Regions from separate parts of the Homo sapiens genome. Here region 2 is linked to region 1. Evidence: chromatin loops called from intact Hi-C (ENCODE). Cell type or tissue: heart right ventricle. All regions are shown on one strand. Each heading gives the region's core, and the rest is flanking DNA. Links, peaks and the distances in the headings are about the cores only.

Region 1 (12,439 bases), core at 2,588-10,587:
GAATCCACCCCTGCCGCTGCCATTGGTCCTTCTGCCTCTTCCTGGCAGAGCAAGAGTGATGCCCACACCCAGGGGTCTGGTCCGTTTCATCACCCAGGCTGCCTAAGGAGGCCATGCCCACTGGCTTAGGCAGCCTCTTGGGGTCCAGCGCCATCCCGGCCAGGGCCACAAAGACAGACACAGAGGAAGCAGCCACAGCTGCTTGGCCATGGCCCCCATGCCAGGGCTCCTGGGCACAGCTGCTCTGTGATTCTCCTGCCTGCTGCTTGCCCGGCTCCCTTGCCTTCTTTCTCCCCAGGGCCTCACCCTTTCCCAGTGCCTGTTGCTGCTGGATGGGCAGGCGGGCGTCCAACTCCTGCTCTCCTGCTGTCCTGTCTCCTGGGGTGCAGTGCTGGGCAGCCTCATGCAGCCAGGGTCTGTCTCGGGCTGTAGGGCACTGGGCACCCTTCGGGCACATTGGCCTCAGGCTCCCCAAGGGCAGGCCCCACCTGGCTTGTTCATCTGCACCTAGAGCAGCACTTGGCACACAGTAGGATCGAATAGATTAGTGATCTGAGGGACTGTGGCACCCACTCCTCCCCACAGCAGGAACTGGCCTGTTTGCACCCTTCCTGCGGGAATGGAAGCCTGACTTCTGGGAAGCCCTGGAACCCTGGAAGAGGAAGGGGCAGATCCTGGGGTGAACAGGCTGTGCGGTACAGCAGCAAACAGCAGAGAGGCTGGGGGTGGGGTGAGGGTGAGTGGCAGGGAAGTGAGGGCAGACCCTGCAGAATTCCAGAAAGGCCAGATCAGCAGTGACCCCTGTTTATCAGGGGTCCCCCTCCAACCAGGAACTGGGACCAAACCGTCAGAGTGTCTGCAAGAGTCATCAGGGCCAGAGGCAGTGTGGTGTCATGGTTAGAGCACGAGCTTTGCAAGGGACGTACACCTGGGTCCACGTCGCCGTGTGACCTCGGGGAAATCTCTCAACTCCTCTGTGTCTGTGAAACAGAAACAACAACAATAACAACTCTCACAGAGTTACTATGAGGATTTGATGCGATGATGCAGGAGAAATGCTTAAAATAGTGTCTGGCACGTGGTAAACTTTTAATCAGTTTTAGTTAAAAGTTGCAGTGGTGATAATTATAGCAAAGGTTTGGAGGGGTGGAAAAGCTTCAGAAAACGAGAGGCCTGGGTGTTCCATGTTGCTGTGTGAACTTGAGGCACGTGTGTGTCCCTCTGGTCTCTGCCAGTTAGGGAGGGAGGAGCCGGGGATGGACGCCGTGGAGCACTGACTTTGTCCTGAGATTTGTGGGGTTGAATGATGAGATGCTTTAGGCTCATGGTACGGTTCTCTGAGTCCAATTGCATTTCATCCTTGTGCCACCTCTGGGCAGTCAACTGGCCAGTGACTATGACCATCATGTTTCTGGTAAGGAAATCCAAGGCCCAGCGAGGGAAGTGAAATGGCCACACCGCACCTTTCTGGCCAACGAGGGCAGAACCCACATTGCTAACTTCTGCCCTGAGTTCCTGGGGCCTTCACGGTCTGCTGGGCTTATGAGGTTGTTTGTTGATTGGTTGTTTTTTTTTTTATTTTTTTTTTTATTGATCATTCTTGGGTGTTTCTCGCAGAGGGGGATTTGGCAGGGTCATAGGACAATAGTGGAGGGAAGGTCAGCAGATAAACAAGTGAACAAAGGTCTCTGGTTTTCCTAGGCAGAGGACCCTGCGGCCTTCCGCAGTGTTTGTGTCCCTGGGAACTTGAGATTAGGGAGTGGTGATGACTCTTAACGAGCATGCTGCCTTCAAGCATCTGTTTAACAAAGCACATCTTGCACCGCCCTTAATCCATTTAACCCTGAGTGGACACAGCACATGTTTCAGAGAGCACAGGGTTGGGGATAAGGTCACAGATCAACAGGATCCCAAGGCAGAAGAATTTTTCTTAGTACAGAACAAAATGAAAAGTCTCCCATGTCTACTTCTATCCACACAGACCCGGCAACCATCTGATTTCTCAATTTTTTCCCCACCCTTCCCGCCTTTCTATTCCACAAAACCGCCATTGTCATCATGGCCCATCCCCAATGAGCCGCTGGGCACACCTCCCAGACGGGGTCGTGGCCGGGCAGAGGGGCTCCTCACTTCCCAGTAGGGGCGGCCGGGCAGAAGCGCCCCTCACCTCCCGGATGGGGCGGCTGGCCGGGCGGGGGGCTGACCCCCCCACCATCCTCCCGGACGGGGCGGCTGGCCAGGCAGAGGGGCTCCTCACTTCCCAGTAGGGGCGGCCGGGCAGAGGCGCCCCTCACCTCCCGGACGGGGCGGCTGGCCAGGCAGGGGGCTGATCCCCCCACCTCCCTCCCGGACGGGGCGGCTGGCCGGGCAGGGGGCTGACCCCCCCTCCCCCCTCCCGGACGGGGCGGCTGGCCGGGCGGGGGGCTGACCCCCCCACCTCCCTCCCGGACGGGGCGGCTGGCCAGGCGGGGGGCTGACCCCCCCACCTCCCTCCCGGGCGGGGCGGCTGGCCGGGCAGAGGGGCTCCTCACTTCCCAGTAGGGGCGGCCGGGCAGAGGCGCCCCTCACCTCCCGGACTGGGCGGCTGGCCGGGCGGGGGGCTGACCCCCCCACCTCCCTCCTGGACGGGGCGGCTGGCCGGGCAGAGGGGCTCCTCACTTCCCAGTAGGGGCGGCCGGGCAGAGGCGCCCCTCACCTCCCGGACGGGGCGGCTGGCCGGGCGGGGGGCTGACCCCCCACCTCCCTCCCGGACGGGGCGGCTGCCGGACGGAGACGCTCCTCACTTCCCAGACGGGGTGGTTGCCGGACGGAGGGGCTCCTCACTTCTCAGACGGGGCGGTTGCCAGGCAGAGGGTTTCCTCACTTCTCAGACGGGGTGGCCGGGCAGAGACGCTCCTCACCTCCCAGACAGGGTTGCGGCCCAGCAGAGGCGCTCCTCACATCCCAGACGGGGCGGCGGGGCAGAGGTGCTCCCCACATCTCAGACGATGGGCGGCCGGGCAGAGACGCTCCTCACTTCCTAGATGGGATGGCGGCCGGGCAGAGACGCTCCTCACTTTCCAGACTGGGCAGCCAGGCAGAGAGGCTCCTCATATCCCAGACGATGGGGGGCCAGGCAGAGACGCTCCTCACTTCCCAGACGGGGTGGCGGCCGGGCAGAGGCTGCAATCTCGGCTCTTTGGGAGGCCAAGGCAGGCGGCTGGGAGGTGGTTGTTGCGAGCCGAGATCACGCCACTGCACTCCAGCCTGGGCACCATTGAGCACTGAGTGAACGAGACTCCGTCTGCAATCCCGGCACCTCGGGAGGCCGAGGCTGGCGGATCACTCGCGGTTAGGAGCTGGAGACCAGCCCGGCCAACACAGCGAAACCCCGTCTCCACCAAAAAAAAAAACGAAAACCAGTCAGGCGTGGCGGCGCGCGCCTGCAATCGCAGGCACTCGGCAGGCCGAGGCAGGAGAATCAGGCAGGGAGGTTGCAGTGAGCCGAGATGGCAGCAGTACCGTCCAGCTTTGGCTCGGCATCAGAGGGAGACCGTGGAGGGAGAGGGAAGGGGAGGGGGAGGGGGAGGGGGAGGGGGAGAGGGAGAGGGAGAGGGAGAGGGAGAGGGTTGTTTTTTTTTTTTAATCAATGGCCATGAACAGTGTTGGAAACCCAGACAATGAGTAGTTCTGGGGGCAAAGCCCTACCCTAGGGAAGGGACTGTCCTGGAGTTTAAAGAGGAATGTTCTGGAATCTGCTGTTAGGAACACATGATGGTCACATATTGGGGCCTGATGCCTGAGACCTTACAAAGTACTTTCACAGACCTTATGGCTTTGGCGCCTCTCAGCCCGTGTGCTTTTCATCCCGTGTATTAGTGAGGGTTCCCTAGAGGGACAGAGCCAATAGGATAGATAGATAGATATAAAGGGGAATTTATTAAATATTCACTGACACAATCACAAAGTCCCACAATGGGCTGTCTGCAAGTTTGAAGAACAAGGAAAACCAGTCTGAGTCTCAAAACTGAAGAACTTGGAGTCTGATGTTCACGGACAGGAAGCATCCAGCACGGGAGAAAGATGTAGACTGGGAGGCTAGGCCGGTCTCGCTTTTTCACGTTTTTCTGCCTGCTTTATATTCGCTGGAAGCTGATGAGATGGCGCCCACCAGATTGAGGGTGGGTCTGCCTTTTGCAGCCCACTGACTCAAATGTTAATCTCTTTTGGCAACACCCTGCCAGACACACCCAGGACTAATACTTTGCATCCTTCAGTCCAATCAAGCTGACACTCAGTATCAACCATCACATCCCACTTGGCAAACAGTCTCAGCAACAGCAAGGTTGTAAAGTCAGGACTTGAACCCAGATCTTCAGGTTCTGAGCCCAAAGGCACCCTCTCTGAGGGCACTAGAAGTGTCCTATGACCTGACTAGGTGCCCAGGGTCATCGAACTTTTGCTCCTCTGGAGAGAAACCTGAGGCAGAAGCCACGTCCTGTTTTCCAGGGAAACCTCATCGTTGACCTGTCACAGCCCAGGGCCTGCTGGGAAAATCTCTCTCAGGTACAGACCACCCCCCGACGTTGTTCTAAAAAGGGAGCTATCTACCGGAGGAATATTCCCCAGGAATAATTGCTAAAAGGCCTAATTTTGGAGATAACCGCGATTATAAATGTCTCATTACTTTAATTAAAGTCTCATCCATCACGGATGCTCTGTTCCCTGAAGCACAAGGGGCTAATGCGGCGGCAGCCACTGTGAGAGGCCGAGCGTGTATTCACACAGCAGCCTCCTCCCAGCCTCCTGGGTCAGATGCTGGCAGCCCTGCCATCCCACCCACCAATGCCCCATTTCCTCCTCCATGGCCCAGATACCGCATGCCCTTTCAAACACTCTTCTCTGTTCCAACTGCTCAACTGTGATGTCCCCCGTCCCAGAGCGGGAGATTCGGCAAAAGCTGGCATTTGTCAAGCCAGAATGCAACGGGGCCCGTCAGAAGCAGAGGACGCCCAACAGCTGGTGTCTCGGGAAAAAGGTGGCAGGGCCCCAAACAGGATTTGTGTATCGGGGCTGTGTCTGCCACCCTGGGGGTTATCATGCCCAACCTCAGTGGATTGAACTCACTGTGTGCAAGGCCCTTGATGTATGGTGTCCTGTTCAGTCCCACGACAGCTCTGTGAGGTTGTGCAGTTGACTCTTGGACAATGTGGGGATTAGAGTGCTGACTCCACACAGCCGAAAATCTGGGTATAACTTTTGACTCCTCAAAATGTAAGTGCTAAGAGCCTCCTTTTGACCAGAAGCCTTACTGATAGCACCAAGAGCTAATACACATATTTTGGATGTTATATGTATGATATGCTGCAATCTTACAATAAAATAAGCTACAGAAAAGAAAATGGTATTAAGAAAATCATAAGGAGGCTGGGCGCGGTGGCTCACACCTGTAATGCCAGCACTTTGGGAGGCTGGGGGTGGGGGATCACCTGAGGTCAGGAGTTCAAGACCAGCTGGGGCAACATGGTGAAACCCCATCTCTACTAAAAATACAAAAATTAGCTGGGTGTGGTGGCGGGACCCTGTAATCCCAGCTATCTGGGAGACTGAGGCAGGAGAATTGCTTGAACCCGGGAGGCAGAGGTTGCAGTGAGCCAAGATCACGCCACTGTACTCCAGCCTGGGTGATAGAGTGAGACTCCATCACAAAAAAGAAAAGAAAAGAAAATCATAAGGAAGAGAAAGTCTAGTATTCATTAAGTGGAAGTGGATCATCATAAAGGTCTTCATTCTCCTTGTCTTCACATTGAGGAGACCGAGGAGGAGAAGGAGGAGGAAGAGGAGGAGGAGGAGGAGGAGTTGGTCTTGCTGTCTCAGGGGTGACAGAGGCAGAAAATCCCAGCATAAGGGAACTCTTGCAATTCAAACTCTAATTGTTCGACTCAGCTGCATAATCACTGCTGCTTTATCAGATCTGGAAACTGAAGGTCTGCAAGGGAGGGTGGACCCGCCCAAGATCACTCAGCACATCAGTGGCCCAGAGGCAGGCTTTGAGATCTGTGCACCTGACTCCAGAATCTGACACCCAAACTGTGAGGCCAGAGGTGCCATTCACCCAGGTGAGGGGTGGAGGCTGGGTGAATCTCGGCCAGAAGAGGGCCTGAAGGGCAAGGCTCTAGCGAGGAGAAGCGCAGAGCTGGCCTTTGCTGGAGAGGGGTTGGGGAGAGTGGAGACTGGGAACCCGTAGCTGGGACTGGCTGGGGACAGCCCAGACTCTGGGTTGGGCAGGGGGATCAGGGCATCCTGGTGGGAAGAGGAAAAGGGAAGTGAGGGGGGCAGGGTGGTCCCTGGAGATGCAGCAAAATCCGATGTGGCCCCAGGTGGCAGGGCCCAGCCAGAGGGCTGCCTTCCAGGACGAGAGGTCTGAAGCAGTGGGCAGGACTCCAGTCTCCCACCCTACACAAGGCAGGGGGTGAGGATAGACACAGGGAGAGATAGGAGGAGATTCCATGGGTGGAAGGAGACTGAGTCACATGGGATAAGGGGAGAGGGATCTGAGATTCCAGCAGGCTCAGACACAGCGGCTGACCAAGCCCTGCAAACGCGGGCTAGGAGGGGCCGGGCTGCTGTGGGCGGGTTGAGGGCAGACAGCGGCCTCATCTGGAGGGCCTGGGAACAGGCAGATGGGGGCAGGAAGGGGAATGCCTTCAGTCGCCTGGTAGAACAAAGCCCTGGGGGACCTTGGACAGGCCTGGGATGGGCAGGTGGCTTGCAACCCAGGGAATAACGTTCTCCAAGAACTCAGCAGTCTGGGATCAGAGTTAGGTCCAGGGACAGGAAAGGAACCAGCATGTGCTGGGTGGCTCCTAGCACCCGCACATTTTATACACATGACCTTATTTAAAACTACATGACATGTGACATTTCATTGCCACAGCAGCCTTGGATGGAAGAGCTCATTATTCCCTTTCCTTGAGGTAGGACCTGGAGGCTCAGAGAGGTTATGTGACTTGCCTGAGGTCACACAGGAGCCAGGACTGGAGCAGGAGCCTGTCTGCCCTCCCTTTGCCCTTGAGGCCCTGAGGCTGGGTTGGGATTAGCCTGTAACGAGCCTGTGAGCCTGCGAGGAGAATGATGTTTGCAGGGAGGGAAGGCCCTGAATCCTGGGGATTGGGGCATGTTGGGTGGGGCTGCCCAGGTTGGAGCTCCCCTGGAAGATGCCCGTCCCACCCCATTCTCGCTCCTAGACCCATTCCATTCTGGGGTTGTCTTGTGCCCAAGATCTCACTGCAAGGAAGAGGCAGAGGTGGGACCAGGACCCACATCGCCAGACCCCAGGGTCACCTTGGGGTTACCTGCTCCAGCCCTCAGGCATCCTGAGTGAGAGACCACGTGCAAAGAAGAAGGAGCCTCAGATATGAGGGCCAGCACTTGAGGTGGGTCCAGGGAGGCGCAGGCTGTGTTCTGCCGTGTCAGCCCTGTCAGCCCCAAGGCCGAGGCCGTCTGTCTCCCCAGGCCCCTGAGAGGGCCCCTGAGAGGGTGCCCGGTCCTGTCCCCAGCTCAGCAGACATCTCTATCTCCCTGTGCCCTGTTAGGGTCCCCTTTAGCCTCAGGAGAAACTCCTGACCCCTTGACCTTGGCTTGCCCCGGAGTCCAGCCGTCTTTCTCCATCTCTTGACTCCATTTGAGGCCCCCTACAAGCACCCGGCATGTGCCAGGCTCTGTGCCGAGAGAAGCCCTCGCAACAGACCTGGGAGTCTGGGACCCTGTTTTGCAATGAGGAACCCCAGGCTGGGGAGATCGGGGAACCTTCTGTCAGTCATACAGCTGCTAAGGGGTGCAGCCGGGGCTCAGCTCGCATCTCACCAGGGCATCATTCCACCTTCACTCGTCCCAGCCAGAACCGACTTGCACTCAGTGCCTCCACAGGGCACGTGATGGAGGTTTGGGTCCCGCTGTGGTGGGCCGGGCTCCCTTCCTGACATCAGAGGCGTCAGATGCCGGGAGCCTCCACACAGGGGAAGACCCCAGCCTCTGCCTTGCTCAGGGCTCACCCTGTCTTAAGTGGCTACAAGAGATACCATTTCCCGCCACGGAATCTAGCTCCATCCAACTGTCCCTGCAAACAGCCCAGCAACTCAGCCCCTCCACACACACAGGGAAATCACCAGGGAAGGCAGTGAGCAGGGATTTCTTTCTTTTTTTTTTTTTCCTGTCCTGGGGTTAAACATCCCAGTTTGAGGTAAAACAAATTCCTTGCTGAAGCTCATCACCTCCAGCTGGGCCTTGGGAAGGCCCATTTCATCTGATCATTTAGCACTGAGTCATGCTGACGAGGTGCCTGGGCTGAGCCGTCCCACGCTTGCTGAAGGCTGGTCTCAGGGGATGGAGCCTGGCAGGCTGGGGCAGGCTCTAGAGGGTCGGCTGCAGCCGGGGGTGGGCTGGGGGAAGCCCTCCCTCCCTGCGTCATCAGATGACGCAGTGGGGGTGCTGTCCTCAGTCCTTCGGGGTCTGCGTCAGAGGTGAGAAGAAATTCTCCCTGGGCCTCTGCCTGGGGCCCACAGTGAGTAGGCGAGGTGAGAATCAGACCAGGAGAGGCCACCATGGGCTTGAGAATCCTGGGGCTGGGAAGACTGCTGCCCTGACCTCAGACAGGAGGAGGCGTCCAGCCCTCCCTCGGAGAAGTGGGCGCCCAGGGATCCACTCATCCAGGTTCACGGTGATCCTGCCAACCTGGGCATCATCCCGCCCAACGCACCCAGCAGGCCCATTGCCCCCAGCACCGCATCCAGCCCCCCCTGCTGCAGTCTCCACCTGCATCACCAAGTCAGCTGTCAGTCAGGGACTGCTTGGCTCTAGGGATTCCTCAGTTCCAGAACATGGGGAAAGGAAAGGAGAGGAGGAGAAGGGACAGAGGGAGGGAGGTAAGGATGAGAGAGAAGACGGGAGAGAGAGAAAGAGAGGGAGTGTGAAAGAGGAAGAGAGGAAGACAGGGGAGGGAGAGAGAGAGAGGGCACACGTTTCCTGCATGGGCGACATGACCTCTTACTAGGGTGTTATAATTTGAAGAGACTGGAAAGACTCCACCTTAATAGGTCCCTGCCACAGAGATTCAGCCTGCCCAAAATTGCCAATTCTTTATTCCTTTGGGCAAGCCCACTGAGACCCAGCTTAAAATGTAAGCGTGAGATCTGAGAAGGGCATTTGTTCACTAGCACCCGTTAATTCGGCAGCCCTGGTCACTCGGCTGAGGCTCAGAAGGGCTGGGGACGCTCTCAGGGAAGCTGTGGCAGGAGGCAGGCTGGCGTTAGTCGTGGAACCTGTTTTGGTGACACCTATTGACCTAACGGCTGCTGTCTTCCAGGGAATGCGTCTGGGAAACACTGGCCCAGTAAGTGGTCAAGACTTCATGAACCGCAGCTATCACTGCCTCAGAGCACCCTACGGAGAAGCAGTGGGTGAGAAAGAGTCCAGTGCACCCTATGGAGAAGCAGTGAGTGAGAAAGAGTCCAGCACGCCCATCTCCGCGTTTTGTTTTTCTGGAGATCCCTTCCCATCCGCTGCTGTGGGTTTGCAGGTCTCAGTCCTCCTGTCCTCCAAGTCTCAGGCCATGCTCCCAGCTCCGCAAAGATCCCCTGATTTCCTCCCTGTCCTTGCTGAAGATCAACTCTTCAGCCACCGAGCAGATGCCCACAGCTGTGGTGTGTGCCTCCCCTCCCCGGGCCCATGGTATAGACAGGTCCCGTCCACTTCTAGTTACTCCCAAGCTGGCCTTCCCACCACACACCGCTGGCATCTGTACCACTGGGTCCCTGTTGCATGAGCTCATAGTATGCGCCAGGCATCCTGCCAAGCACTTCAAGTCACCTGCTCGTTTAATTCTCACGACAGCCTTCTGAAGGGGATGTGCTATCACCCCATTTTACAGATGAGGAAACAGCTCCCACCATTCTTCTGTGAAGACACCAGCTTTGGGATCTTCCCTTAGGAATGGCTCCCTGTGCCATGGACCCACTCCCACCTGAGCTGTGACCTTGGTCAGCACCCCCAGCCCTGCTGCCCCTGGCTGGGGCCAGCCTGGACTTGAGTGGGGATGTCTGGGGCTCCCAGGTGGTTTTGTCCCTGCAGGTGGCCTCTGGCCAGCCCTCTGGCCCTTTCACTTGCAGGCAAAGGTTTTTGCTGTTTGCTTCTTGTTCCTCTGGTGAAGGACCCTGCTTTTCCTTCCAAGTTTTCTATTTCTTCTGCTTGCGGCTCAGCAGAAAAGAGAATAAAACTTCAGAGTAACATAAAAGCTTGCTGGTTTGGTGGTGTGCTGCAGGTGTCCTGCACAGGTGTGTGACCTCACCTTGACAGCTGGAAATGAGCCCCAGGGGACCGTTTACACCTGGGAATCGGCACACGCTCCAAATCAGGGCCGTTTCACTGGAGACCTGGCCATGGAACCTTCACCAGTGCATACTGCGGGGCCCTGTAGAGGTTCCTCTCCAGTTAGAGGGGACAGTCCTGCCCAGGAGCCCTTGGCTGCTAGCTTCTCCTGGCTCTCCTGCCTCTGCCCAGAGCTCAGGCTGCCACACCCCCCTACAGTTAGTGTGTAGCTGGTTACACAGTCTGTACTGCTCTCAGTCGGCTTCTTGAGATTATTCAACTCCTGGCCAACACCAGAACTTATTTTTTAAATAAATACTTGCAAACTGAAACCAAGCAAGGTCCCTACACGGAGCCACGTAGTGTGATTTCTCTACACAGTGAACAGGAGGCAGATGCCGGTCAGCATCACCACTTACAAAATCCGGCCCTGCATTGCTCTGATCTGTCTCTCTCCCCCAGGCCAGCCTTCCAGGGTTCCTGGATGTGTGAGTGTGTATGGGAGGAGGGTGGGATCCCAATGTGTTCGAGGACCTTCGGAACTCCTCACGCTTGAGTTAAGTACTCTGCAAGTCAGAGCCAGCGGTGCCGAGCAATGCTGCCGACTCTTCATTGACATAGTTGCATTAAAGATTCAGGATATAAATTTGAACAGGGATTAACCATTCCTAGAACAAACAGCCCTGGCTGGCACTCCTCCCTGCACACACAGCCCACTGCATTATCCAAGTGCAAACAGGTATGGAGCCTGCCATTTTCTCTCTTCTCGCTCTATCTCCCTCCTCCAGGCAAACAGCGGTCCAAGAACAGAACCCAGAGGTGGGGGATCTCCAGCTTGAGTTGCAGGGAAGGCAGCTGGCGATGGTTTATTTTACGTGTCAGTTTGGCCTGGCTGAGGAGTGCCCAGCAGGGAAAGCATGCCTTTCCGGGTGCGTCTGTGAGGGTGGTCAGTGGGCTGGAGGAAGCAGTTCGGCCCCCACCAGTGTGGATGGGCATCATCCAATCTGCTGCGGGCCCGGATGGAACAAAAAGGAAATGGAAGGGCGGACTCTCTCTCTCTGTCCCTGAGATGGGACATCGATTTTTTCCCTGACCTTGGACATCGGCACTTTTGGTTCTTGGGCCTTTGGACTCCAGGACTTACACCAGTGCCACCATTGGTTCTTGGGCCTTTGGACCTGGACTAAGTCACACCACTGGCTTTCCTGGTTCTGGGGCTTGCAGATGGCAGATCATGGAACTCTTGGCCTCCATAATTGCATGAGCCAATTTCCATAAGAAGTCTATCTATCTATCTATCTATCTATCTATCTATCTATCTATCTAATCTATCATCTGCCTGTCTGCCTGCCTGTCTGCCTATCTATCCCCTTGTCTGTCTATCTGCCTATCATCTATCTATCATCTATCTGTGTGTCTATCTCTCTATCTGCCTATCTATTATCATCTATCTGTCTATCTATCTATGTATCTATCATTTACCTGCCTGTCTGTCTGCCTATATGGCTGTCTGTCTGTCTACCATCTATCTATCTACTTGTCTATCTGCCTTTCTATTATCTATCTACATCTATCTATCTATCTATCTATCCATCCATCCATCTACTTATCTATTATCTGTCTGCCTATCTCTATCTGCCTATCTATTATCTATCTATCTATATCTATTACCTATCTATCTATATCTAATCTATCTCTCTATCTATCTATCTATCTATCTATCATCTATCTATCTATTCATCCATCTATCCTATTGGTTCTGTTTCTCTGGAGAACCCTGACTAATACAGAGCCCAAGTGTTGGGGGAACAACAGGGGATCCTGATACTCCTTCTGGAGTAGGCAGTGGCTGGGTGAAGCCCTTGTCATGTTTCCCTTTTGTTCCTTAAACTTGAGAGAGGCACAACTCGGCCCCATATAACCCTTGACTCAACAACAGCAGATTTTGAAAGCTGAGAACCGGCCAGAGATGAGCCTCAGTTGCCCCCACTGGCCTCTTTCCTTTAGACAGATGAGTCCAAGAGATGACAGACTGGCCTGGGGGATCCTGGGAAATAAAGATGAATGAGAGGGACGAAAGAGAGACAATCATGTT
Region 2 (12,439 bases), core at 1,921-9,920, 240 kb before region 1:
TTGACATTCCCCTTCTTCAAAAAGACCTGACTCTAGGGCCATACCTCACAGATAAGGACTCACATGGGAACCTACCCTTTTGCATATCAGCATTTTCATGCAGCAGGAGAATACAGGAAGGCAATGGGAACTTTAGTTTCTTTATGATTTTTCAACAAATCATTTGTTTTATTTAAGAAATATTAAGATAGCAACCATTTAATAACTACATATATAATTTTAAAAAACTTTCAGCAAGATGGAAATTTTGGTTACTCTTTGCCTAGTAAGCTTTTGCCTTTTGTTTTTTAAATGAGGGTGACATCTGCTGGTGAAAAGGTAGATGGTAACTCTTTATATAAGAAAGCAACAGTCTTTTAAAACAATTTTCTTTCCAAGGATTTTCTGCTTTCAGCTAAAATTTTCAGGTAGTGTTGTCATAACAGGGCCAAATAGAGAGATTCCCACATTTTGCTTTTTCTAAAATGACAGGCTACAGTATGGACACAAAGTTCAGGCTGCTGTCCCTTCAGACTTTGGAGAACTTGATTTTGAAAGAGCTCCTTTTCAGACTTTTCTACTACATTGTCATCTCTAAGATACCAAGACAGAAGGAACTTGCCTTGCTGACCCAGCCTCGTTAGCCTCCAGTCTACCCTTGCTAGGGTCTGAGCCTTTTCAAGTCCTGGCTGCAACCCCATTCTCTCTGCTTCTTTCCTAGCCATTTTAGTTGGCTTGAGTCTCATCATGCTCAGTCACTTCAATATCGTCATCTGTAACAGCCGAGGCCCCCGACCTTCCTTCCTTTCACTATGCTTGCTATCCATACTTCTGTATCATCCCAACCTTCAGTCATTTCCAGACCGCCTGACACTGCCACATGTAGTCTCAGAAACAGCAATGAGCTCTGTTACCTACTAACACTAGCATAAGCACCTGCTGCCACCAAGAATTCCTCTTACTAACCTAACATGGACTGCCAAAACCCCCCTCTTGTAACTGCTTAAAACTTTTCCTGCACTCTGGAATCCTGATGCCATCCAGCTTCTCTCAATCTATGGCCTGGATTTCTAGTTTATAGAGACAGTACTCACTCATTCAATAAATACAGAGGTTTTCTACAGCTCAGCCTCCTCTAGGCTGGGGCTGTATCAAGGAACAAAAGAGAGATCCCTGGCCCTGTGGAGCTCACATCTTAGTAGAGAAAAAGGATCAATAATAAACTTGATGTGTAAGTAAGATACATGGTTCACCAGGTGTAAAGTGCTGCAAAAAAAGGAAAGCACGGTAAATAAGGGCTCAAACTCGTTGTTTTCCCATGCAATCTGCCTACCATTTGCTCCACCCCCCCAAACATGTCAATATCCCCACCTATCCTCTCCTTATTTAGAAAATATTTAATGGGTTCCTATTCTGTGCCAGGCACTGTGAATACTGAGTATTATATAAAAAAACATGGTTCCGGCTGGGCATGGTGGCTCACGCCTATAATCCCAGCACTTTGGGAGGCCGAGGCGGGGCGGATCACGAGGTCAGGAGTTCGAGACCAGCCTGGCCAATATGGTGAAACCCCATCTCCACTCAAAAAAATACAAAAGTTAGACGGGCGTGGTGATGCACACCTGTAGTCCCAGCTACTCTGGAGGCTAAGGCAGAAGAATCACTTGAGCCCGGGAGGTGGAGGTTGCAGTGAGCCGAGACTGCGCCACTGCACTCCAGCCTGGCGACAGAGCAAGACTCCATCTCAAAAAAACCAAAAAAACAAAACAAAAACCAAAAACCAAAAACCATATATATACACACATATGGTTCCTGTCTTTATAGTTTATCATATAGTAGAAGAGACATTATCTTTAAAATGATTTCACAAATAGAAAATTACACATTGTTGTAAGCATGATAAAAGGAACAGTGGGACAAGATAACCTAATTTAGGGATTCAGAAAGCTCCTTTGAGAAAGTGACAATTAAGCAGAGCCTGAAAAAGTATGTCAGGGTTAGCGAGGTAGAGTATGTCTGTGTGTATGTGTGCGCACCTCGTACCTACAAACTCACTCCCACCAGCCTAGACAGTGCATGGGAAGGCCCTGAAATGGAAAAGAGCTTCTCGCCTTCGGGGGCTGAAGCCTAGCAGGGTTGTTTCACAGGAGGCTGGAGAGGTAGGCAGAGACCCTGGAAGGATTTTGGATTGTATCACTTGACCTATAGCTGGGAGAGCACTGGGTGGTTCCATGGATGGATACTCCTCAGTGTTCCTGCCTGGCTGCCACACTAGGAGAAGCCTGGAGCCTCCAGTTTCAGAGAGAAACTCTAGAGACAGGTTGCTACAATTGTTAACCCATGGTGAGCTGAACAGCTGTGCAGTCATGGGTTACCTAAGCTCAACAAGCACTTCAAGCTGTTGAGGTCTCTGAGACCCTGTGCAGACTCTAGAGCCATGTGGTTGGGAGAGGAGGCAGCGGTGCCCTCCTTGTTCAGCTCCGCCACCTGAGCAGGAATGCAACATGGGAAAAGAAGTTCCCTATGATCCACCTTACATTCCTCACCCTGGTCTGAACAGAGCAGGAGAGCAGGAGTGGGAGCACGCTGAGGTGCTTCTATCTTATTCAATCACCCAAGTCATAACTACCAACACAGTCTTTTCTTTAAAAATTTATTTAGAAATATTTAAGACATTTTTAAAAAGGCATAAAGACCAAATAATCAACAAATCTCCATGGAGCCAATCTCCAGCTTAAGAAATAAAATGTCCCCATTCCACCAAAGCCCCACCTATCTTTCCCTCCCTGACTGTATACTCCACCTTCCCCCAGCAAAGATCATCACCATTCAGAACTGGGGGTTTATCAGTTCCATACACTTCTCCTGAGAGGGAGTGCAGTAGCTACAAGTATGGCCTTGGGGTTGAAACTTCAGCTCTGCCACTTCTTTGCTGGGGATCCTGGATAAATTACTTAGCTTCTCCATCCTTCAGTCATGCCATCCATAACATGTGGGCAAGGGCGGGGGGATAAAAGGGAGCTAAGAATCCCTTACTGAGAGAGTTCCTTGAGGATTGATTGCTAATCTACGTAAAGAATGGTTTAGAACAGTGACTGGCACTTAGTACACAGTAAGCGTTTATAGTATAATAATCCTCCTCCTCTCAGAAGCAATGGAAGCCACAGAAGTTAAATAATCATGTTAAAGGAGGAACCACAGAGAATGACCTAAAGAAGGGAAGGCAGGCAGAGACTGCAGCAATTTAGAAGAGGTAATGACAGCTGTACTCAGGAATGGAGGATTAGATCTTACTCTGGTTCTAAACCACCCCCCTTAATTTGGTTCCCATATCTCCAACAGTTTGGAAAGTGTTAGGCGCTAGATGAATGTTAATGAACAGCCATCCCATTATTTTAAATGTTTACAAAGCAAGTAGTTAAAATGGTCTCTCCCACCCACCACCACAGGCACACCTGGTGCAGGACTGACAAGCCTGGCACACAGCTTATGCAGCCTCCGTGCAAGGAGAGCTGAGGCTAGGGATCTGGTTCCCCCAGTTACATGTGAGTGCATGTGACCTGGCAGGTACTGGCTGTGGGTGCCTGTAAGCACAGTACTGGAGATGGTGGCAGTTTCTGTGCAGGGGCCACATTCCCAATCGCTCCTTTTGTGGCTGAGAGAGACAGTGTTAGTGCCGCTTCCTGACCCCTGGTCTGCGGCAGTGGCACTGTGCTCTAGAAGTCAAGAGAGCCAATAGGGCCTCTCAATTATTCCTGGAGGTAGCAGCTCTTCAGGGAACTCTTTGGGGAGTCATTTCTGAAGGCCCAGCCTAGAGTTTACCCCCTTCAGCCCTTTCAGTGATTTTATACGCACCCAGTCCTCCATATTTTAAACCCATTTCTGCTTATAACAGCTAGAGTAGTTTCTATATTCTTCAGCCGAAATCTGGTTAAGAGCATATAGACTTTTTTAGCAAGGAGTTTTATTTATTTATTATTGAGATGGAGTCTTGCTCTGTTGCCCAGGCTGGAGTGCAATGGCATGATCTCGGCTTACTGCAACCTCCGCTTCCTGGGTTCCAGCAATTCTCCTGCCTTGGCCTCCCGAGTAGCTGGGATCACAGGCGCCCACCACCACGCCCAGCTAATTTTTGTACTTTTAGTAGAGATGCGGTTCTGCCATCTTGGCCAGGCTGGTCTGGAACTCCTGACCTCAGGTGATCCGCCCACCTCGGCCTCCCAAAGTGGCTGGGATTACAGGCTGAGCCACTGTGCCTGGCCCAAGTAGTACATTTAAATCTTCCATCTACCTAGACAACATCACAGTATGTGGTATGAGCTAGGTATACCACTGTTTCCCAGTAATGGCATTTACTGTTAAAAGGATCCTCAATTAGAATCCCGTGGGCTGCCACCATTAGCCTAAAGTATAATAACAAGTAGGTGTGAAATGGATGAGAGCAGTATATTTTAAAACTAACTTTTTATAGGTAAAAATGCTAACTGGGAGGGACATTTTTAACCCACACATTTTAACACATCTTCTTTCTGAAATTTGGATGCCCCTTACAATTGATGTATAAATACAACAAGGTTTCCTCATTCATGCTCCACCTCTGTCAACAGGACGTTATTGAATAGATGATATGTCCTATGACTGATGTCATCTCAGAACTTAAGAAACAAGCTTTTGTAAGATAAAGCATAGAACTTCTCTTATGCATGGACACCCCACACAATGAAAAAAATTGTCAAAAATCAAGCAGTAATTCTAGTCATTTCAGAATAAATATTCAAAGATTCAGAGTTTCTTAACATTTTAAATTTACTCAAATATAAGATTGTTTGCAAATGTGACTATGTAAGAGAACTATTCTCTTGTGCCAACATAATCAGTGATTCCAAGGAATATTTTTGTTATTACAATTTCTTCTGCAGCCTATACAGCAGCAAACATTGTGGCGAGAAGTTGCCTTAGAACAATGAGATGCGAGCAGAAGACAGCTCTGAGTACGGAGGGTCCATCTGCTGTGCTCATCAGCAGTCCTGGAGGGATACAAAGTGGTGCCTTCTGTTTGTTCAGTGGATGCTTCTGGCTGATCTATCACCGTGGCAACATTTGGAGCCCAACTCAAAACAAGCACAGACTCATTAACTACAAACTACATTAACTTAGTGTCTGTTGCTAATGAGAAATGCCGTTCAGAGGTATTTTCTACTCTAGCATATTACAGTTACCTCTCTAAAAGGTACCAAATGCCACTCTCAATACATCACATACTAGATAACATGAATGTTAAAAGAAAGCAAAATTATTTTAATAATGACTACAAACAGTAAGAATCATTTCATTAAAAGGTTACTTTGTTTTGGCCCTTGGATATTCCTGCTGTAAGAAAATGTACTATGTATCATATATGCAAGCACATCTAAGTTCTTTTTAAACAACAGGCTTATTTAGAAGATCAATTTAGAAAATGCCGCTAAGAGCATATGTTAAAGCTGAGTAATCAAGACAGCATTAATGCCTACTGGCTCTCCTGTAATCTTCTCATATGTAACATTGATCATAACTCTCTCCAAGTGAGGCAACACACTGGACAAAACATTAAAGGCAAAGAAAGTCCACTGGGTGTAGAGCTTGTCAGTTCCCTTAACTCCTTCTTGACCACATCTCTTTTCATGCTAAATCATCCTGAACTAAATGAGCTCTCAGAACAAATGGCAAATCCTAAATCTCATGAAACACAGAAGATTTAAGTGGAATTATGTCTCAAATGTGTTCTCCCAGGACTGATAAATTGGGAAATAGCAGTAATCTTAGGTATTTTCTCTCCAAAAGTGCAGAATCCTACAACCCGCCAGAAGAGGGAGCCAAAGTTAAACTACTCCAACATTTAGTAAGACAAGGCTGGTGCAGGAGGAGAGAAATTGGCCTTATTTCAAACTGATTTGGAAAAGCCTTCTTATTCTCTTAGGCAAAAGAGCACAACTCCTCTTTGATGCCTCGCATAGTGAACCAATCCCCATCTCTCACTTTGGCCTCACCTCATACCCTGCTATTTCATAGCTTCCTGTTTGTTTAGTTCATGGAAAATGTCATACTCCATACGGCCACAGGCTCTTTACAGATGCTGTTCCCTCTCTATGTAGGAGTGTTCCCTGGCCTAGTTGGGTCCTGCTCACCCTTCAGATTCAATGATACCTTCCACAACTCCTGCCAAGTTTGGGCTCCTTTGTTGATGCTGTCACACAGTCACCATCCCAGTTAGTAAGGATACATGTATCACTGTGGTTGAGATTTATGTCCATTCCTCATAAGACTCAGCTCCATGAGAGTGGGAAGTGTATCTCTATTTTAACATTTTCTTCCCATAGCAATCAGCACAGTACCAAGCAAATAGCAGGTGCTCAATAAATATCTGCTGGATCAAATGATTAGTTAGCTCAGTTAGTTTCTAAGTTCTGCCTACTCTATCAATCATCACTACCCTTCCCTGTCTACCCCCGCCACTTAGCTAGTAAGCTGGAGTCTGACCTATGCACTGATCCAACTGTACCTGCTGCCTCCAGCCCTCTCTCCTCCTCTGTTTAATTCGTCTTCAATTCTGCAGGTTCAGTGATCTTTCTAAAGCACAAATCTCATGATGTCACTCTCCTACTTAAAACTCTCCAATGGCTCCCTCTCTGGTCCAGAAGATCTAAAGTCCTTAGGAAGGTGTTCAAGGACTCTATGAGCTAGCTTCCCACCTTCCACCTCTCTCAAAAGAGCTGAAAAACAGTTTCAACTCTTTTTTGGGTAGAATAGCTTGGTAAGGGTGCTCAGTTTTAATGACCTGATGGACGGGTTTAAGATGACTGGGATAAGGCAACCCCTCCTTGTCCTTGCTTTCATAGCAAACTTAGGGCACAACTGGGAGTGGCCCAGCTCTTGTATGCACTTACCTCATTCATATCAGTATTTTCCTTTCCCAATTCTCTCACTTACTTTTAAAAACAAGTTATCTTTTCTTATAGAGATGCAAATATTTGATGAAAAGATGACCAAACCTAAATCCTTTCAGGTAGAAAGTGTGAGATAGATAAATCACAACCAACTTCACTGACCATCTGCTGGGTCCTCACTGCACTGGCCACCACCTCACTCAGCAGCTCCTCTGCTGCCAACATTGTAAAATTTCTTTTTTGTACTTTCCTTAGAGCCTGACTTCTCATACCTGGAAGCACTGGCTCCCTATCCGCCACTGGCCATGAAATGCTTATACTGACCTACTGACACCTGGCTGAGATAAAGCAGTTACAATGCCCAGAACATTTTATTGCATTCATTTGCATATACATATATTTGCTTATCTGCCTGGCTCTTCCCACTAAAATATCTCTTTGAGAACAGGGAACTTTTTTAAAAAAGCCTTTATTTTAGGTTAGGAGGTACATATGAAGGTTTGTTACACAGGTAAACTCATGTCATGGGGGGCTTGATGTACAGATTATTTCATCACCCAGGTATGAAACCCAGTGCCCAACACTGATCTTTTCTGCTCCTCTCCCTCCTTCCACCCTCCACCCTCAAGGAGAACCCAGTGTCTGTAGTTTCCTTCTTTGAGAACAGGGAACTGATCTCTGCCATCTAACAGGTATTTATTAACTGTTTAAGTTAATTAATGAATTAACTAGCCATCTCTAGGTAGCAAAATGTGACTAATATTTAGCTCATTTATTAATGTAATCTTTGGTTATGCTAAAAGCTAGATAAAATGTGATTCTATTTGAAAGTGCATATTTTCTGATATTACTATTTACAAGTAACTACACACATAGAAGGGCAATGACTGAGGCATGTAGACAACCTGTAGCGATGAGTCTTTCTGCCCAACTCTAGAGGCCAATTTAGTATCAGAAACCAATCTGGAAAAAGAAAATAAATAACAATGAAAAATGGGCAAAAGACTTTAAAAGACGCTTCACCAAGATGACAAATAAGCACATTAAAATAAAGTGCCACATTAGTCATTAGGTTAATGCCAATTAAAAGTGTAATGAGATACCACTACATACCTATTAGAATGGCTAAAATTATGAAGATGACCATACCACACATTGGTGAAGATGCAGAACTGTGAAACAGTATAAACACGTTGGGAAAGAGCTGTGTGCAATTTCTTGAAAAATGAAACATACACCTATCATATGCCATAGCCATTTTACTATTATACATTTACTCAAGATAAATGAAAGTATATAGCCATATAAGACTTGTACATAAATGTTAAAAGAAGCTTTACTCAATAGCTCAAAACTGGAAAAACGCAGATGTCCATGAACAGGAGAATGAAGAGGATAAATAGCTGTGATACACCTACACAATGGAACACTGCTCAGCAATAAAAAGGAATGAACTACTGATACACACTACAGCATGGATGAATTTCAAAAGCAATACACTGAGTGAAAGGAGCCAAAGTGCACAGTGTAGGAGTCCCTCAATACAATGTTCTAGAAATAAAAACTCTTTTATAGTGGCAGAAAGCAGATCAGTGTTTGCCTAGAGACAGATGGGGGTAGGGTGGGGACAGAGGAGATGGATCAGAAAAGGTCACAAGGACACCTTCAGGGATGATGGGTGTCATCTTGATCATGGTGATGGTTTAACAGGTGAATATATGCCAACACTTATCTATTTCTTCTCTTTAAATATAATGTCCACAATAACTCAATAAAGTTGTTTTTAAAAAAACACAGAAAAGAAACTGGTCTGGGTAAACAAATTATTTTTTAGACAGCAGACTGTCAGCATCCTTTAGAGTTATAAACTGTAACTTTGTCTAAACTTAGAAACTGCCTTTATGTTTAAAGTTTTAGTGAAAAGTTATATGAAACAGAGATGTGAACTTTCACTTTATCTGAGACTCAGGAGAAGTGCCCTCGGGAGGCGCCCCCGGAGCACAGCGCCCCGCTTCCTTGCCGCTAGGCTCACTTCCTTTGTTTCACAATTTGTTCAAGAACTTATACGTTCATGTACCTACTCAGAGGTTCTGGCAATACATTTTTACCCTTTTGAATAACCTATATATTTTTAAAATGTCTCATCTTAATATTTTTTTTGTTTCCATGGAAAAAAATTAATGTTTATTATATTTCCCCCTGGAATTTAACAGTAAAATAAACACTTTAAATATAAAGCAACATAGCTAAAGAAAGACATATCTAATATTTCAAACCTAAAAGATGCCATCCCCTAAAGATACCTCATACAATCAATTTCTTAGGAATTTCCTTCAGCCTTATTTGAAAACATCCTAAGTGTCTAAGTTCCTTCCTAAAATTAATAATTATACTGACAACAAATACAGAATACTCATGTCTCCAGCCCCATTATGTGGTTGTAGAAAAAACATATGAAAAACATATATTTCTATGTGTGACTATAAAATTGGGAAGATATGCTATAAACCTCAATTCTTACTACTTTTCATTCTGATTGATATTAAACTTTATATGTTTAGAATGAGCCTAAGCACACTGCCAATACTTTGTGACTCTAAAACCTCCATCACTCAACTGAAGACTACTGGAAGACTATGGCTTCAACTGACTTACATTATTAACAAAAGCACCTAGAGGTTTTGTTTACCAATTACAAACTGAACGCATGGTAAAGTTTAATACCTCACTGCAAAACTAAAATTATACTCTTTATAAACAAGATTAGGATACTAATTAAATGTACGAATTTGGGCTGAGCTGGTGGCTCAAGCCTGTAATCCCAGCACTTTGGGAGGCCAAAGTGGGTGGACTGCTTGAGTGTGAGACCAACCTGGGCAACAGGGCGAAACCCTGCCTGTATAAAAAAATACAAAAATTAGCCAGGCACTGTGGCATGCACCTGTAGTCAGCTACTTGGGAGGCTGAGGTTGGGGTATCACTTGAGCCTCGGAGGTGGTGGCTGCAGTGAGCTGTGTTCGTGCCACTACACTCCAGCCTGGGCAACAGAGTTAGACCCTCTCTCTCAAAAAAAGTATAAATTCAGATGTATATGACTTAAAAATCATAATTCAGGCCAGGGGCAGTGGCTCACGCCTGTAATCCCAGCACTTTGGGAGGCCGAAGTGGGCAGATCACGAGGTCAGGAGATTAAGACTATCCTGGCAAACATGGTGAAACCCTGTCTCTATGAAAAATACAAAAATTAGCTGGGCATGGTGGTGCGCACCTGTAGTCCCAGCTACTCTGGAGGCTGAGGCAGCAGAATTGCTTGAACCTGGGAGGCAGAGGTTCCAGTGAGCCGAGATTGCACCACTGCATTCCAGCCTGGGCAACAAGAGCAAAACTCCATCTCAAAAAAACAAAAACATAATTCATTAATGATATGGACCATGAACCATAATGGGTCATGAAGGTATTCACTTTCATACATGGTAAGATTAACTTTGAGCTTTTTGTATGAAAACATCTACTTTATGAAGTTAAACAAATCTGGCTAAAAGCACTGAATTAAATTTTCACATTTATGAAAATTATCATAGTTAATCATTAAAAAAACCCTCACTCAATCCATGAAAACACCCAGAAAACAATACTGAAAACTTAGGCTCCCAAGGTCATCATATCACAAATAAAGCTATTATTACCTGTGCCTCAATTAAGGGCAGTGCCAAAAATAAAGAAAACTGATTACTCATTATGGTCATAAAACCCATGCCAGTCTGAAGTGACACTTGGACCCCAGTTACTCCACAGAGAGCTACAATGCACAAGTTAATGGCAACAGGATTATATCTGATTCCCTTTTCCCCCAGTATAAGAGCATCTAGGGTCTCACTAAGGTAACAGGTAATTGTGTTCGGCTGTCTCTTTCTTTGGTCACCAACGCAAAGACGATATTCAGCAGAATTTACAAAGGGCTAGTTTATGAATAGGCTCCCACAGAGGTTTTCAAATTGCTTGGTGCAGCTCCTTGAAGGGATAGGGATCCAGGAGTGCTAACTGCGGGGGAGCAGTGGAGAGTCCATATAAATATATATTTATGTATATGAATTCATAGAGAGATGCATTCAAGGATGGCTAACTGTTAATGGGTAAATATCTCAGGACAGAGGAATTTCGAGTGAACTTTAATTTCTCTTTAGATAATCTCAAATTATTTTCAATCAGAATATATAACTTTTGTTTTTCATCACAGGAGGGAAAAATAAGAAAAAGTTGACTACAACAACAACCCAACACTCTGAGACAACTAAGGAAAAGGCCTCCAGGTTTAGAAACATGCCCAGACTCCTTAGGAGTGCAGGATGTCAACCCCACTGGAGGGTTTGCAGACTTAGAGGCATAGAGGAAAATCAAGGGGGAGTCAAGAGGAAGAAACTGATGAAAGCCAAAGTGAATCAACTATTTGAGTGAAAACCCCCGGGGCTGAATAAAAGTGTATCTCCTGGCTGCAGAGAAAACGTGGTTCCCATGATCACATCAGGGTAGGATGGGGGTATGAATGTTGGCAGCATAGTGTTTCACACAAACGTACTCACTTGGCCTGAATCTTAAAAAGAAAATGACCCAAAGATATCACAGGTCAGAATTTGAAAAGATAGCCAGGAACAAAATTTCTGTTCAGTGGTAATTTTACAAAGCAGACTTCCTAGAAATCTAATTTTCAAATTTGTTGGGGGAGGGTAGGAAAGCATGCTACATATTATATTAAGTTATTCAAAAAACATATATTTCCAGTTAGCTTCAGTTCGGCATTAGTCTTTTAAATAAGAATTCATAGTTCAAGTTTGATGGTTATAGCCAGATGCAAACATTTTTTTAAGTATAATTAATGCTATAATGGAGACTCATCTATTAAGAACGGATTAGACTAGTTAATATTCTCCAGGAGAAGGTAGAGGAGTATCATAGATGAGCATGTCATATATTCTAAAAAGTTCCTTGAAAATGTTTAAAACAAATCCAAATTTAAAGCATTTCTATTATTGAGAAAATTAAGTCAAATATAATGCTAAATAATTGGGGCATGGCTTTACGAATGCTACTAGTTGAGTGGTGTGTAATATTGCAGAGTAAGGGAATTTCTAATTGATTTGGTCTAGTTTGAGCTAATTATCAAAACCAAAATTATTCAAACTTCTACAATGTTGATTGATTCAGTATATTATGCAATCTAATTTATAACTGCAGCTTCTCTCTTAAGAGTATCCAACTCTCGGACTCTCTCAAATTGCTAAACACTTTCCTATATTCAAACAACTCAGGGCCTTGAGACTTCTGGGTGCTGCCTTGTGGCAAATGTGGCCCCTGCCCTCATAGACACACAATCTGGAGCAGGGGAGGGAAGTCAAAATGCTAGAATGTTAGGAAAGCATCAATTTTATGTGTGAACACTAATACTAGTACTATAACATGTATCATAGGTACAGTCAGGCCAACCTGTGTCACCCGACAAAAGTGTCCAGTCAGAAAGTTGGAACCAATATTTCTCA

The links. Hi-C counts contacts between places; a loop is a spot of excess contacts. Peaks named below come from ENCODE experiments on the same cell type or tissue, not always from the same donor. Only the 100,000 strongest peaks of a DNase experiment are listed, where the experiment ranks them.
Region 2: a loop joins it to region 1, with 7 times the contacts of the local background. A loop is called at or near these places in 64 of 110 quality-filtered maps.

The regions. Positions count from the first base shown.
Region 1 is chr17:77,766,791-77,779,229 of GRCh38, reverse strand. No RefSeq gene overlaps it. Among named protein-coding and RNA genes, the nearest start is that of LINC01987, 44 kb to the right of the region's middle. RefSeq lists a silencer at 3,817-4,017 and enhancers at 8,354-9,209, 9,557-10,057. In heart right ventricle, for the core only: a CTCF peak has its summit at 6,645; a DNase peak (open chromatin) is centred at 6,619; H3K27ac peaks cover 546 bases.
Region 2 is chr17:78,007,432-78,019,870 of GRCh38, reverse strand. All of the region lies in intron 3 of TNRC6C (trinucleotide repeat containing adaptor 6C), which reads right to left. Among named protein-coding and RNA genes, the nearest start is that of TNRC6C, 55 kb to the right of the region's middle. In heart right ventricle, for the core only: a CTCF peak has its summit at 5,824 (motif pointing right); a DNase peak (open chromatin) is centred at 5,840.